Regions from separate parts of the Homo sapiens genome. Here region 2 is linked to region 1. A link is a contact called in ENCODE Hi-C or POLR2A ChIA-PET data. All regions are on one chromosome and are shown on one strand. Each heading gives the region's core, a stretch centred on a gene start or an enhancer-like site at or near the end of the contact. The rest is flanking DNA. Distances are from core to core; before and after follow the strand shown.

Region 1 (5,506 bases), core at 1,961-4,460:
CCTAGGCTCTCTCCCATGTTCAAGTTATAGGTTGCTTCTCTCTCTTTTTACCTCAAGGATCTTTCTCAATCAGTTATTCCTCAGTCTCCTGCATCCCCAACCTCTTTCTCCCTACTGATCATCAGCATATAGGTGAACTCTGCGTCATCTTCTTTCCTTCTTTTTTTTGAGACAGAGTCACCCATGCTGGAATGCAATGGAGTGATCTCGGCTCACTGCAACCTCTGCCTCCCAGGTTCAAAGGATTCTCTCGCCTCAGCCTCCCAAGTAGCTGGGATTACAGGCACCTGCCACCATGTCCAGCTAATTCTTGTATTTTTGTAGAGACAGGGTTTCACCATGTTGGTCAGGCTAGTCTCAAACTCCTGACCTCAGGTGATCTGCCCGCCTCGGCCTCCCAAAGTGCTGGGATTACAGGCATGAGCCACCGCACCCAGCCTCTTCCTTCTTAAAACAACAACAAAACTTTACTTCAACCTAGTACCCTGTCTATTACCCTTCACAGCCAAACTTCTTAACTGGTTGCGCCACTCCACTGTCTCCAGTTCTCTATCGTATGGTTATTTTCCTCCATCAGTCATATGGCTTTCACTCACACAACTACACTGGATTGCTTTTGTCAACTTCAGTGGCACCTCCTTGTTGCTAAATACAATAGATGTGGCTCGGTTCTTCTAATTAAATTTCAGCAGCTGTGAACAGTGTAGACCAATCATTCCTGAAACTCTTTTTTACCTGGACTCAACTGACCTTACCTTGATTTCCTTGACAGCACAGTTATCTGTTGCTGCTTTTATTCTATGTTCATTTTTTAAATATAATTTTTAATTTTTTGAAATAGAGATGGGGTCTCACTATGTTGCCCGGCCTGGTCTCAAACTCCTGGGCTTATGCAATTCTACTGCCTTGGCCTCCCAAAGTGCTGGAATTACATGTGGGAGCCACCACACCCAGCCTTCATGTCCATTTTTAAAATATTGCCATTCCTAAGGGTTTATCCTCGGCCCTCTTTCGTTTTGGCTCTAAACATCCTCTCTTGTCATCTCATCCTTTCTTTCTTTTTTTTTGAGACAGAGTTTCACTCTTGTTACCCAGGCTGGAGTGCAATGGTGCAATCTTGGCTCACTGCAACCTCCACCTCTTGGGTTCAAGCAATCCTCCTGCCTCAGCCTCCCAAGTAGCTGGGATTACAGGTGCCCGCCATCATGGCCAGATAATTTTTTTGTATATGTAGTAGGATGGTGTTTCACCATGTTGGCCAGGCTGGTCTCGAACTCCTGACCTCAGGTGATCCACCCACCTTGGTCTCCCAAAGTGCTGGGATTACAGGCATGAGCCACCGTGCCTGGCCCATCTGATCGTTTCTAATGGTTTTAGTTGACATCTATAGGCTGATGCCTGCCTAACCTAAATCTCTAGCCCAGATCACTCTTCCTGAGCTCCAGAAGCATATATCCAATGGCTTACTATTCATCTCTTCTTGATTTTCTCACCAGTAACCAAATTCAACAGGTCCAAAACTGAAGTCATTTCCACCCTTCTCAAAACTATTCGTCTTCTTTTGATCTCTTTCTTCATGACTGACACCATCAATGGCTCCAGTCAGATACCTGAATATCCTTTTACCTCCCTTTTACCCATCCCTCCCCCATCCAACCAATGGTACTCATCCCAGTAGGTCAGCCACCACTGTCTCGCATTTGCACTTTGGCCATAGACTTCTATCTGATTTCCCTGAACACACTGTTGTATTTCCTGCCACACCCCACCCATAGCCTACTACCCCATGCACACACATGCAAAGTCTACTCATCAGAGTAAATCCAGAGAGATCTTTCTATATTAAATTTATTCACTTCAGGCCAGGTGTGGTGGCTCATGCCTGTAATTACAGCACTTTGGGAGGCTGAGGCAGAAGGATTACTTGAGGTCAGGAGTTCGAGACCAGTCTGGCCAACATGGCAAAACCCCGTCTCTACTAAAAATACAAAAATTAGCTGGACATGGTGGTGCATGCCTGTAATCCCAGTTACTTGGGAGGCTGAGGCAGGAGAAGCACTTGAACCTAGGGGGTGGAGGTTGCAGTGAGCTGAGATCACATCATTGCACTCCAGCCTGGGTGACAGAGAGCCAGACTCCAACTGAAAAAAAATAGAAATTAAAAATAAATAAATAAATAAATTCACTTCAGTGACTACCCATCACTTATAGGATAAAATCTCAGGTTACAACTTGACAAGGCCCTTCCTGACTACACACTTACCTCTCAAAATTCATTTCTTATCTCTCCTCAACCTTCCTTTCAAACCTTCCTCCTTCACTCCTTTTGTCTTGTTGCCTTCCTAGTTATACACAATCTCACTCACCCTGGCATGGAAATCAAACATGTATTTGTTGAAGTTAGACTAACTGACTGTTCTGTCACACACTTATATGTGAGACCTATGTAACTTCTCTGAGCCTCAGTTTCTTATCTGTAAAATAAGAATAGTAATAGCATCTACTTCATAAAGAATAAACTGAAATAGTCTGGGTGTGGTGTCTCACGCCTGCAATACCAGCACTTTGGGAGGCCGGGGTGGGTGGATCCCTTGAGGTCAGAAGTTTCAGACCAGACTGGACAACATGGTGAAACCCCATCTCTACTAAAAATACTAAACAAAGTTAACCGAGTGTGGTGGTGCGCACCTGTAATCCCAGTTACTTGGGTGGCTGAGGTATGGAAATCACTTGAACCTGGGAAGTGAAGGCTGCAGTGAGCCAAGATCGTGCCACTGCACTCCAGCCTGTGTGATGAAGTAAGAGTGAGACTCTGTTTCAAAAAAAAAAAAAAAAAAAAGCTAAAATGAGGTCTTTAGGGTGTGTCCTAACCCAATATAACTGGCATCCTTATAAGAAGAGAGTGTTTGTGCCCAGACATTTGCAAACACAGATCATGTGAAGACAGAAGACGCCATCTGTAAACCAAGAAAAGAATAAGAAGAAATCAACTCTGCCATCCCCTTGATCTCAAACTTCCAACTTTTAGAACTGTAGAAAAATCCATTTCTGTTGTGTAAGCCACCCAGTCTTTGGTAGTTTCTAATGGCAACCCTAGCAAATGAACATACCAATACACTAGAAGATGTCTAGCATGATGCCTCGCAAACAAGAGGAACTCAAAAATCCTTGATTCATGAAACTGAATCATCCCATGTTCCTCCAATACCATGAGGAAATGTCCTAACGAATTGGAGCAACACTAACTAACTAAGCCTTCCTTCCCCAACTAAAGATACTGCAGAAATGTGAGATTAAACCAAAATCTAAATATAGACACCATGTTTCAAATGCTTGCAAATCATTTCCCTTTCCTTCCCCTTTTAGAAACAGATGGCAGGAAATCTTAAAAGTTGTTTCATAAATAGCTGAAGCAAAATTAGAATATTTACAATACCTATATTCTAAGGGACTTTGTTTCTGGTTGATTTCATCACTGTTATTGAGTTAATAGGAGTAGGTACTTGAAAAGGTCATCTGAATTGCTAGGGATATCTGTAACCAGGCGTTAGATACCCTCAAGTTTGTCAGGTGCCCAAATTTAGCATGAAAATAGTGGAGGAGAAGGAAATATTCCGATAATCAGACAGACTCTCTTGAGGAAACAAGTTTCACTCCCTCCTTAACCTTCTGTTGATAGGCTGAAGAAAACCTAAAGCAGAGAACCAAATGAAATGATTCCTTCACAGTGTAGGTAGGAATTGAGCACAGAATTCTCAGATGTAGCAGTGAAAGGTAGCTCAGAAAATTATTTATTTTCCATATTGGCGAAGCTTAAAATGTTATAGTACTACAAAAACAAATAAAGCAATAACTTTCATTTCAAAAAAAAAAAGAGAAATTATTCTCCTATCTCTATTATGCTGTTATGTAAGCATGTAAAGGTCATTTAATCTCTTTCCTTGGAGCAAAAAACGAAACTCCCTAAAATCTGCAGACTCACTGAATATGATATCTGCTGAAAAATTAGATGAACTGACTCAAACTCTGCAATGAAACAGTTTTATTGTTGCCTCCCATTTAGTTTAAAATTTCCAGTGATCTAACATTTCTATAAAGGCAATATTAAAGGAAATGGTTTTAAAAAGCGTGAACATATAACATCAATTTTTTTGACAACACAGCAATCTTATTTGAGTTTCCCAATCTTGTAATTTTAAAATAATTTCAGAAAACAGAAAAACTATTTCCCACCAGAAACACCTGCTTTCTTGTTGTTGTTGTTGTTTTTGAAACAAAGTCTCACTCTGTTGCCCAGGCTGGAGTGCAATGGCACAATCTCAGCTCACTGCAACCTCCACCTCCCAGGTTCAGGCAATTCTCCTGCGTCAGCCTACCGAGTAGCTGGGATTACAGGCGCCCACCACCATGCCCGGCTAATTTTTGTATTTTTTGGCAGAGACGGGATTTCGCCATTTGGCCGGGCTGATCTCGAACTCCTGACCTCAAGTGATCCACCTGCCTTGGCCTCCCAAAGTGTTGGGATTACAGGCGTGAGCCATTGCTTAATGAGATAACCTTTATAAAGCAGCAGCATAATATCTGATATATGGTGGGCATGTAGGTATTTAATAAATATTAATATCCTTTCCCTGCTCTCCTTCTTGAGAAAGAGAAAATAAAGGCACCTAGAATGTCTCTTTTCAAATTCACAGTTAAAGAATTTTGGTTATGCAATGTGGCTTCATTCTCCTATTCCCTGCCTAAAGAGGACTGTATACAGGTATACAGCAAAAGCTTCATGTTGCACTCAAAGATCTGGCATTAGGGAGGAGAAGGAGGAGGAGGACGACGACGATGATGATGATAGTTGAGGTATATTAGTCGAGGTCTCATATTTTAAATTCAGTCTTTGGATGTTTAGATATATCAACCTCCTAGCACAATACCTGAAACATACTAAGTGCTATTCAAATAATACCTCACTTCGCTTCTTTCGTATCCGCTATAAAGCCTTTTCCAATATGTCACTAAAAGGAAACATGAACATCTATCTCCAAGTGTTTAGCCAGAAACACTAAATATTTGTCCTATTTGATGAGAAAAGGTGACAGTCTGCTGTCTCCCTCTGACAAATAGCTAAAGCAAAAAAAGAGAAACAGCGCTACCCAGTGGGAAGTCTGAGAACTGCACCTCTGAATGCAAACATGGTTTGGGGGACCTCACAATCAAGCTGTTCAGCTAGCATGAGGTAAGTCAGCTCCTAAGGCTTCTAGATAGTTTGCAGCCCCCAAAAGCATAGGGACGGGCATTGCATCCTGCCCAAACCTCATTGCTTACTCTAGGAAGCAGCTGCTAGAGTGGTGCAGGGGATGTGGTGTGGAGCAGAGGAGAAGGAAGGGGCAAAGAGATGGAGAAAGTTTCATGCCACAGAATACTTTCTCCTAGGGACATCTCTGAGCTTGCTTGAAATAAACATTTTGATAATCTACTTGGGGAAAAGGGTATAGGTCGTCCAGGGCCTGCT
Region 2 (5,070 bases), core at 1,656-4,155, 150 kb before region 1:
TGATTTGGGGTCTTCATCATCACCCTGACTATAAATTCAGGGCTCTAGTGCATCAGTCTTTCTCAAAACACTGAACCGAAAAATAAACTCAATTTCACAGCTATGGTCTGATCTGGACAGAACAGAACAGGATAATCACCTTACACCTTTCTGGACACGAATACATAATTGGTTCCCACTGAATATACCATCAACTAAAAGCCTAACATCTTTGCATCAGTTTGGTTAATATAAGCCTAACACAACACAGCCAAAGTGAAAAATTCTTCCGTTTCAGTGAATGAATTCTTTTTCATCCTACTGTATCTCAGTAAGGTACAGTAAAAATCAACAGTTACTGCACACTTGCTGTAAATATGCACACACTAAAATGTACCTACAAAGAATTTACCTAAAATGTAATGCTCAAAGGCAGGTCATCTCAGAGTTTAATCTGTTTCCTCTACTTATACTCAGAGTTAGTTCCCATATCTATGATCTTGCTTCATTCACCTCCCCTCTGTGTTCATTGCCCTAGTTCTAACGCTATTACCAACCTCAATTATTGCTTCCAAACCTATCACCCACATACTGACAGGTCATTTTGTTTATGGATCATAGCTTGTGACATTAGTAATTTACCTTCAGTAGTTCACCACTGGCCACTGAATAAAGCCCAACATAGTTATACTGACATTTAATCATCAGTTGCTTATCTCTAAACAAATACCATAACTGCAATAGGGCACAATTCCAAGTAGTAAAGACTATGCCATCAATATGCTATATACGTTAAACACATAAACTACACACACATAATATATAATATACATATGAATCCTTCCATATATGTATGTGGAATATACATTCCATTCCTTCTATAATGAACATATATGCTCATTACTCTCTAAAGCAATTGAACTTTTCTGTTTCCCTCTAGGAAATAAAATAAGCTAATCATGAAATGAAAGACAGTCCCTAGAATTTGCCATACCAGGTCAAGAGAGAGCATCAGGGCTGGGCACGGTGGCTCACGCCTGTAATCCTAGCACTTTGGGAGGCTGAGGCGGGTGGATCACGAGGTCAGGAGATCGAGACCATCCTGGCTAACACAGTGAACCCCTATCTCTACTAAAAATACAAAAAATTAGCCAGGCGAGGTGGCAGGCACCTGTAGTCCCAGCTACTAGGGAGGCTGAGGCAGGAGAATGGCGTGAACCCGGGAGGCAGTGCTCACAGTGAGCCGAGATCGCACCACTGCACTCCAGCCTGGGTGACAGAGCGAGACTCCATCTCAATAAAAAATGAAAAAAAAAAAAAGAGAGAGAGAGAGAGCATCAGGTTAGGACCCTCATCCCAAATAAGTGTAATAAAATCAACAATATAAGTCTCAAGTGTTATTTGTTCTGTTTTGTATCCTGTAATAAGGTACAAAGTACCCTTTGTATTTGATTTCTAAACACCAAGCACCTTTTTGAACAAAATTAAAATGCCATGATGGGTCTCCACAATTCCTCTATACTCAATGCAAAGTCCCATTTGAATAGTGAGGGCAAAAGTATGAATAACAATAGTCTCTGAGATCCACAAGCAGCTCATCCCTAACAGACAAAGTGTTTTTGGGAAAACAGAAATATCTCTGGTCTTCATTTTCCTAATTAATAAAATGAAAGTGTTAGACTAGATAACTGCTAAGATTTCCTATAACATTAATACTCTGTGATTCTTTGACTTTCAACACTATTAATCTTTAGGAGAAAAAAACCATGTATGTCTCCAGAAGTTCTATTAACATAAGGCAGTTTTAATGAAACCTGAAAACAGTTAACTCATGTAAGCTAGAAAAAATTCCTGTCAACAAGGCATAGCAGAGACTGCATGTAGTTTACTAAGGAATAAAGAGGACCATAATGAATGCATGAATATACAAATAATTAACTCTTTTAAGAAGCATCATTTGAGTTGGCATGACTTCAGCTAAAAAGTGCTGTGTATCAAGTGCTTTCACAGTTCTCCAAAGGAAGAATCTTCTGTATCAGTAAATTAACACTGCAATAGACCCTTGAATAATCAGCATCTATTCTTTGGCATGCATATCCCATGGCTAAGGCTAGCAATACGATTATTAAAACCACTCACTCAACACAATTTCTTTCAAGAGGGTGGCATTCAAATCATGAGCTTATTCTAACCGATGTTTATTCCAAGCAGTGATTCCTAGCCTAAATTACAGAAAGGTGGGCAAATGATTGAAGAAATTTTCTGTAGAAGAAACTGTTATAAAAACTGGTCTTACAGAGAATAATGCATATTCCAAATATACTTAATTAGGGTGTGAGTTTATTGTTACTGGACTATAAAGTTAGATTATAAGCAAGGGTTAAATTGTACTGAGCCTATTATCTATCACCCACAACAGTGTGGGCAATGCCAGGCACATAAAGAGGATAGCTTTGAAATGACTGACTACTGGGTCTAGGCTGAACGGCCAAGAGTTGGCTGGAAGAACAAGGGCCAAAGAGCACAGATTTATGAAGAAATACAAGAGAATGAGAAGGCACACATCTAGTCCGAACCAAGGTAGGGACCCCAGAGTTCTAAATACCAGAAAGGTCCAACAGACCCTGGAACTGCAGTCTAAGGTGATGAATGGGTTTGTGGGGGGAAGATGATAGTCACAGGGAGCTATGAAGGAGTCTCACGTGAGCCAACAGTATAGATTCTGAAGGCGTTTATGGCAGGAGAAACAAAATACGCAGGGAAAGATAATCTCAGTGTTAAAGACAGATGTATGCCTGGAGGCCAAGACAGAAAATGAGCTGCAGAGAGAACGCAGTAGCCTGCTAGCCAGCCAGTAAAGAAGTGAGGCTAGTTCAGCGGACTCGCGCGGCCTCGCTCTTTGGACTCGTCACCCTCCCCTCCCCCTCCCGCCGCCGTCACCCAGGAAACCGGCCGCAAACGCGGGCGGACCTGAAGCTGGTTTCATGGCAGCCTCAAAGAAGGCAGTTTTGGGGCCATTGGTGGGGGCAGTGGACCAAGGCACCAGTTCCACGCGCTTTTTGGTTTTCAATTCAAGAACAGCTGAACTACTTAGTCATCATCAAGTGGAAATAAAACAAGAGTTCCCAAGAGAAGGATGGGTGGAACAGGACCCTAAGGAAATTCTACATTCTGTCTATGAGTGTATAGAGAAAACATGTGAGAAACTTGGACAGCTCAATATTGGTATTTCCAACATAAAAGCTATTGGTGTCAGCAACCAGAGGGAAACCACCGTAGTCTGGGACAAGATAACTGGAGAGCCTCTCTACAATGCTGTGGTGTGGCTTGATCTAAGAACACAGTCTACCGTTGAGAGTCTTAGTAAAAGAATTCCAGGAAATAATAACTTTGTCAAGTCCAAGACAGGCCTTCCACTTAGCACTTACTTCAGTGCAGTGAAACTTCGCTGGCTCCTCGACAATGTGAGAAAAGTTCAAAAGGCCGTTGAAGAAAAACGAGCTCTTTTTGGGACTATTGATTCATGGCTTATTTGGAGTTTGACAGGAGGCGTCAATGGAGGTGTCCACTGTACAGATGTAACAAATGCAAGTAGGACTATGCTTTTCAACATTCATTCTTTGGAATGGGATAAACAACTCTGTGAATTTTTTGGAATTCCAATGGAAATTCTTCCACATGTTCGGAGTTCTTCTGAGATCTATGGCCTAATGAAAGCGGGGGCCTTGGAAGGTGTGCCAATATCTGGGTGTTTAGGGGACCAGTCTGCTGCACTGGTGGGACAAATGTGCTTCCAGATTGGACAAGCCAAAAATACGTATGGAACAGGATGTTTCTTACTATGTAATACAGGCCATAAGTGTGTATTTTCTGATCATGGCCTTCTCACCACAGTGGCTTACAAACTTGGCAGAGACAAACCGGTATATTACGCTTTGGAAGGTTCTGTAGCTATAGCTGGTGCTGTTATTCGCTGGCTAAGAGACAATCTTGGAATTATAAAGACCTCAGAAGAAATTGAAAAACTTGCTAAAGAAGTAGGTACTTCTTATGGCTGCTACTTCGTCCCAGCATTTTCGGGGTTATATGCACCTTATTGGGAGCCCAGCGCAAGAGGGATAATCTGTGGACTCACTCAATTCACGAATAAATGCCATATTGCTTTTGCTGCATTAGAAGCTGTTTGTTTCCAAACTCGAGAGATTTTGGATGCCATGAATCGAGACTGTGGAATTCCACTCAGTCATTTGCAGGTTGATGGAGGAATGACCAGCAACAAAATTCTTATGCAGCTACAAGCAGACATTCTGTATATTCCAGTAGTGAAGCCCTTGATGCCCGAAACCACTGCACTGGGTGCTGCCATGGCGGCAGGGGCTGCAGAAGGAGTCGACGTATGGAGTCTTGAACCTGAGGATTTGTCCGCCGTCACGATGGAGCGGTTTGAACCTCAGATTAATGCTGAGGAAAGTGAAATTCGTTATTCTACATGGAAGAAAGCTGTGATGAAGTCAATGGGTTGGGTTACAACTCAATCTCCAGAAGGTGGTGACCCTAGTGTCTTCTGTAGTCTGCCCTTGGGCTTTTTTATAGTGAGTAGCATGGCAATGTTAATCGGAGCAAGGTACATCTCAGGTATTCCATAAAACCTACCAACTCATGGATTCCCAAGATGCGAGCTTTTTACATAATGAAAGAACAACCCAGCAATTGTCTCTTAATGCGATGACACTATTCATAGACTTTGATTTTATTTATAAGCCACTTGCTGCGTGACCCTCCAAGTAGACCTGTGGCTTAAAATAAAGAAAATGCAGCAAAAAGAATGCTATAGAAATATTTGGTGTGTGTGTGTGTGTGTGTGTGTGTGTGTGTGTGTGTTTTTAACATCCACAGTTAAGGTTGGGCCAGCTACCTTTGGGGCTGACCCCCTCCATTGCCATAACATCCTGCTCCATTCCCTCTAAGATGTACGAAGAATTCAGATCCTCACCATTGGAATCTTCCATCAAACATACTCAAACACTACTGGAACAGGACTTGAGTCTTTGCATGACATATACTTGATTAAAAGGTTATTACTAACCTGTT

The links. Hi-C counts contacts between places; a loop is a spot of excess contacts on that map. ChIA-PET counts read pairs that join two places held with the same protein, here RNA polymerase II (POLR2A). Pooled maps may share reads with other maps.
Region 2: a map of PC-3 shows a loop between it and region 1 (3-fold over the local background). The contact joins the promoter of GK3 here to the enhancer-like site in region 1. A Hi-C loop is called at or near these places in 3 of 168 maps with a recorded cell type or tissue (MCF 10A, PC-3 and mammary epithelial cell), 2 of 37 single-sample maps with no recorded cell type and 9 of 50 pooled maps. POLR2A ChIA-PET finds 5 or more read pairs at or near these places in 4 of 52 experiments (GM12878, HepG2, MCF 10A and 1 more).

The regions. Positions count from the first base shown.
Region 1 is chr4:165,131,080-165,136,585 of GRCh38, reverse strand. No RefSeq gene overlaps it. Among named protein-coding and RNA genes, the nearest start is that of TMEM192, 21 kb to the right of the region's middle. Within about 2 kb of position 3,210, at least 2 of the 41 ENCODE cell types and tissues checked have a DNase peak (open chromatin) inside an H3K27ac peak, as active enhancers do.
Region 2 is chr4:165,277,539-165,282,608 of GRCh38, reverse strand. GK3 (glycerol kinase 3) reads left to right here and starts at 2,905. Exons shown (of 1, transcript NM_001395953.1): 1 at 2,905-4,802. The coding sequence starts at 2,964. The coding sequence ends at 4,625. The region is part of intron 5 of KLHL2 (kelch like family member 2); the gene reads right to left. RefSeq lists an enhancer at 2,021-2,522.